Regions from separate parts of the Mus musculus genome. Here region 2 is linked to region 1. A link is a loop called in an ENCODE intact Hi-C map of the cell type or tissue named here. Cell type or tissue: heart. All regions are shown on one strand. Each heading gives the region's core, and the rest is flanking DNA. Links, peaks and the distances in the headings are about the cores only.

The links. Hi-C counts contacts between places; a loop is a spot of excess contacts. Peaks named below come from ENCODE experiments on the same cell type or tissue, not always from the same donor. Only the 100,000 strongest peaks of a DNase experiment are listed, where the experiment ranks them.
Region 2: it touches region 1 in a loop (2.0-fold over the local background); 2 of 42 quality-filtered maps call a loop at or near these places.

The regions. Positions count from the first base shown.
Region 1 is chr1:119,233,252-119,236,160 of GRCm38, reverse strand. No RefSeq gene overlaps it. Among named protein-coding and RNA genes, the nearest start is that of Gm46144, 33 kb to the right of the region's middle. In heart, for the core only: no CTCF peak of the experiment used is centred there; a DNase peak (open chromatin) is centred at 1,470.
Region 2 is chr1:119,188,298-119,191,206 of GRCm38, reverse strand. No RefSeq gene overlaps it. Among named protein-coding and RNA genes, the nearest start is that of Gm46144, 12 kb to the left of the region's middle. In heart, for the core only: no CTCF peak of the experiment used is centred there; a DNase peak (open chromatin) is centred at 1,446; H3K4me3 peaks cover 668 bases; H3K27ac peaks cover 737 bases.

The DNA.
Region 1 (2,909 bases), core at 96-2,595:
GTCTTCTAAGTGCCAGGTACCATGCTGTGGCCCCTCAAGCCTGTCTGTGTTTCCCAAGACTGTTATAGCTTAATTTCATGGAATAGATGGACATAGGGATAGTAAGACAGAGGATTCTGGAGTTTGCATTCTGTCCTGCAGTCCTGAGCAGCAGAAAAGGAACTTGGGTGGATTTGTTACCTATTGCCAGCTAACAAACTACCCTTAGTTGAATGGCTCAGTGCCATTCATTTGCTCTTGACTCTCCAGCCAGGGCTGGCTTCATCATACTTAGCTTTCAGTCAGGCAGAGGCTGTGCTGCTCTGAGGGTCCTCAATGACCTCTTTCATGCCTGGCTTTGGACAGAGGCTGGGAAACTCTGTGTAGCTTCTAAACAGGTTAGTTCAATTTCTCATGGAGAGGTGGCTGCACTGAAGAAGGGCCAGCCCTGGTGGCAAGTGCTCTCCCACTCTCTGCTTGCATCTCCTTGGCTGAGGTCCCCCAACCAACAAGTTCCCAAGACCCTGGGCAGGATCAGTGCGGGAGAGGCACACAGCCATTCGAGCTAGGAAATATCACTGATGAGGTATCTATGATACAGTCTCCCAGCCTGAGGCATTGAATGGTAGGGGCTTGTAGCTTGATGGCTGTGTTACCTGCCCATCTCTGCTTCAGCCTCAAACCAGCATTTATGGAGGAAGATACCATTCTCAGTTATGATGTTATGTTCTACCGGGTTGACAGGAGGCCTTTGGTAGACCAGAAAAGTGGGACTGAGAAAAGCCACAGATACTCTTGCTCAGAAAGATGACTCCATTGAGAGAGTGCTTGACACAAGCCTGGGGACCTGAATTCCATCCCTGGAACCACGTTTTTGTTTGTTTGTTTGTTTGTTTGTTTTTTAAAGATAAGGCTGGGTGTGTTGGGAAGCTCTTGTAACCCCAGTGTTGGGAAGGTAGATTCTGGGGACTTAACTGGCTGGCTGCTCTAGTTGAGTCAGTGAGCTGCAGGCAAATGAGAGTCAAGATGGCTCAGCATGTGAAGGTGCTTGCTGCCAAGCCTGACTACCTGAGTTGGATCCCCAGAACCCACAGAATAGAAAATAAGAATTGGTCCTCACAAGTTGCTCTCCAACTTCCACACACATGTGCATACATACCCTCATGCACAGAAATTAAGTAAACAGAAAAGGGTGGTGGTGGGAAGAACCCAAGCTGGGTAGTGACAGAGAACTGACACCTAAGGTCAGCCTCTGGCCTCTACACATACATACAAACACACAAACGAACACGCCCACACACACACAAAATGGGGCAGAAGCAGGGTCCAGTCATACGGTACCCAGCATCTATTAACTTTTCCCATGTGACTACCTCCTTCCCTTGGAACTAAGACCTTCCTTCTGAGCCTGGCCCGGCAACACTTGAGGTCATTCTGTATTCGTCTGTGGAAGTTGTCTCAGGAAGGCCCAAGGCTAAGGTCAGGCTTCCCGGTAGTGTTGGAGTCTGGACAGGTGCCAGGCATCTGAGTCGGGATCCCATGTTGCTCTCTCACTTGGAACCATGCCCGTGGGTGGAGCACCATCACGGCTGACCCACACTTCCACCATCAGATGGTCTCATGGGAAATGTACAAGATACTTCAGAGTACAAGGGCTTCTGAGGGTCAGGTTGACGTCCAAGGGAAGGCCGGCAAAGCAGGTGTTCCCCTGGTTCAGTAGCCAAGGCTATGGCTGCCAGTTACTGTGCCTTTGCTGGGTGTGCACTCAAGAGCGTGATTCACCATCACAAGCCACACTGTGCAATCACAGCCTCAGAAAGTCCCTCTGCAGACCAAAGGCTTCTTCCTACGGCAGACGTGGGCTCCCGCCTCACCCAAGTCCCCACGTGGGAGGCATTGTTCCTCTGGGCAGTGACGCAGCACCTGCCCTGGATGGGAACCTGTCCATTCACACAGTGGCTGCCCACAAGGGAGGAGTCTATGTTTATGTCTGTTGTTGTAAATAAACAATACTCTACTGGAGGAAGAGATGCTGTACCCTGGCGAAGCTGCATGGGAACGTTGGGTTCTGGAGTGTCATGTCTTTCTTTCTGGAAGCCCCCACACCTACCGCTCCTAATCTCCTATGATTCAGCCCCTAGGCACAGGGCCTGACTGTGCTCACTGGAATATCCCCTTCGAAGGAAGAGGCATGTGGCTTGCCCCATATTGTTGGAAGGGAGAAAGTATGAGGTTCTCATGTTGGTCATAGAGCTCAGAGCCAGGACACACTGGGCTTTCCACTGAACCCATGGCCAGGCCTGGGCCTCCAAGGCTTCCAATTTGGGACATCTGGTCACATCCAGGACCCCACTGCTTCCTCAGACTGTACTTGTCACCTCCTCTAGGAAGCCCTCCTATCATGATTAGCTTTGACAACCATGACCTGCAGGCATCATGGCCCTTCCATCTGGCATCCTGACTCAGTCTCCCCAGTACTGGAAGAGCAGAAGGCACATCCTGCATCACCCCACTCAGCATCTTTTCTCCTATTTCATCCTTTCCTGCCCACTGTAAAGGGTACAACCTCTGTAGACCCTCTGCATACTGGGAAAAAGGAGTCCAGTTTGTGGCTCACCCCACTGTAGCCACAAACTGAATCACACTCTCTTCTTGTCTAATGTTTTATTTGCTTATATTAGTCACACAAAAGGATCAGTTTTATTATGACATTTGCATAATGTATATAATGCATTTTGGTTATATTACCCCCCATTACCATCTCTTGTCTTTCACTCCTTCACTGAGTTTTTTTTCCTACTAAAGAATCCCAGATTGTGTGTGTGTGTGTGTGTGTGTACACTTGAGCATGTGCCCTAATGGGTTTAATTAGGATTGCTTACAGGAGCAGGGATTGTCCAAAGAGTATGGGCAACTTACCAGTGGCTACA
Region 2 (2,909 bases), core at 133-2,632, 45 kb after region 1:
CAACAGCTTCTGAAGTCCAGAAGGCGCTTCCCATCTTTCTTGCCCTTGTTATTTGCAGTGAGCCTGCAGCAGACAAGCTTCCTCCCTGGCTCTGGACTCCTGTAACCCCCAGAAACATGAGAGGACTGGGCCACAGCTTCTCCAAGCCTGACATCGACTGGTGTCTTGGTTCCAACAAGCAAGCAACATGAGGGTCAGTGAGGCCCTTGACCTTCAGAGGCCTGTGTTGGGCCAGCTGGAAGAGGAAAGCTGACGACCCAAGCCATGTCAGAAGAGAGGAGGGATGCTAGAGCCTTGCATCTGTATCCACAGCTGAGAGGCACGGCCTTAAGGGAGCATGTTAGGAGCACCAAGAATAACACAGAGGAGCAGCTTCTGTTGGGACCACAGAGTTGGTAGGAGCCTCAGGACCAGTCAGTCCTCAAGTTCAGAGTCTGGCTTTCCTCAGTAACACAGTAAAGGGTGACTAAGCAGAACAAAGGGTGGGCCCAGAACCACCAGATCTGAACCAGGACAGCACCCTGGGTGCCCAGAAGGATCTGTAGCCAAGAAAGGTGACTGGCCTACCCCAGGGGCCACTGTCAGCCCAGAAGGCCAACTGCTTGGTGGGCAGAGGAGCGGAGACAGAGGTGTCCTAAGATTCTCTCTTTCTTGAGAAACAGTGTCCCAGCAGCCATTGTGGCCCCATGTGACTGAGAAAACAGAAGGCAAACTCTCACACTAGGGGAAGAAGTTTTCTATGCCACTCTTTGGAGAGTAGGGATATGGCTCAGTTGGAGGAGTGCTCTTCTAGCATGCTGGAAGCCTTGGGTCCACAGGCAACCTATTGTCCCAGCACCTGTGGGAATGAGAAAGGTGGATCAGAAATTCCAGGTCATCCTCAGTTTCATAGTAAGGCCAGCCTGGGCTACATAAGACCTGTATCGAGACAACAGAAACTTTCCTCTGCTTCTCTAGGCTTATCAAGACTACAGGTAGGCATGCACCGGTAAAATACAGATTTCTTTCACCCTGGAGTGTTATTAACTCAATTTTTCAGAGGAGGTAGTTTTGTAAAAGAGGCACCAAGAAGTATCGATTTGCCCAAGGTGACAGAGGCAGGCAAATTCAGGGAGAAGGAATGGTGTCAACCAGGCTGGGCTAAGAGCAACCCAGCAAGGGGACTGCCCCAGGACAACCATCTGACCTGGACTTGTCTACCCTGTCCCCATAAACTCACCCTCCAAGGGTGTGGCTGGTACATCAGATCTGACAGGTCAGCAGAGGGGACAAAGAGCTGGGCAGGGAGCCTCTGCTTCTCAGGGGCTCCACACCTGCGGGCACCTGGGACAGGGAACTGTTGAGGTTCAGCAGCTTAGAGCTGTCTCTGCTAGGCTTGCGTTTCCGCCTCCTCGGGGCTGTGCTGAGCGGCGGCTGCTGTCTGCCTGCGTGTGAACAGGGCTTGTTTTCCCTTCACGCCCTCGGGCTCCGTTTTTGTGAAGCACTTCCTTCTGTTGGCGCTTTGGGAATATTCATTCCTGGCTTGCACAGCCGCGTTGGTTGACAGTTGGGTTGGGAAACGTACCCGCGGCTTAATTAGGGCATCTGCGGATCTGCCAAACTCCACCCCGCCCTTCGCACGGAGGCCCCGTCCCAAGGACCCCAGGTGGGAGAGGGAACGGTCCCTCCTCCAGCGTCAACACCAGCAGGCTTCCTGCTGCTGGCTCAAGGACCTTGGTGTCCTAACCTGTCCTCCCATTTTTTCCTCCACCGTGTAACCTGTCCTGAAGCTTCTCGCCAAAGCAGATGTGCCTTCCCCATTGATTGTCTTTTAGCGCTGTTTTTCTTACTTGTGTGTATGTAGTGTATGTATGTTTGCATGTTCTTGTGTGTCTATGTATGTGTGTACACGTGTGTGCATGCATGCACAAGAAGGTTTGAGGTTGATGTTAAGGTGTCTTTCTCAGTTGTTTTCTACCTCATTTTTAAGGGCCAGGTCTCTCACTGACCGTAGAGCTACTGATGGAGCTGGACTGGACTGGCCATCCAACTCAAAGGATCTTCACATTCTTGTCCTTAAACACACACCCAGTGCTTACAGATACTGCCACACCCAGCTTTTCATGTAGATGCTGAGAATCCAATCTCAGATCCTCAAGTTTGCTTAGCAAGTACTGTATCCACAGGGATATGGATATCCAAAGGACCATGTTTATCCACAGGGTCCATCTCGTCTGTGTTCTCTCCCTGGCTCCCGCCTGGAATGCCTGCCACTTTCCCAGCTATGTTTAGATATCTTCAACCCCCTCCCAAGTTTCACAGATTTCTTTGACCACTACCTCCTGTCAGATTTAAGCTAAGTGTCGGTTTATCAGGCCCCGAGAATCATGGACAGCCTGGCTGCAGGATCTTTGCTATAAATCTGTCTCCTGAGACCTATAAGAAGGGATTCCCCCACTCTGGAACAAAGCTCTCAACAGAGCTGCTGATGTCTGTCTGTCTGTCCATGGAATTAATACCTTTTTAAATAAATCTCTTACCCAAAAGGACCATGGGCCCCAGTGAACCCTATGAAAAATCTACCATCCCCAAACTCTAATGTTCAATTCTTGCTACCATGATACTTCTGCAGTGCCCTGAGAAGATGGGCCACCATAAGTGGTCTAGGACCACAAACACATTTGACTTATACTATTTCAGAGCTAGCTCAAGGACATATTAACAGGAAAGTTCATTTTCCAATTGCTGGCAAGCTGATCATGGATAGAATCAATCACCCTGGCTGGGGCAGGAGTAGTGGAGACCTTACACCCCCAAAACCTTAGCAGAATATTGCCAAAAGAAAGCTGACGTGGGTTGAAATTAAATGTCAAGCACAAAATAAATATTGAAAACTCAACTATATGTGTTATTAAAATCCCACTATATGT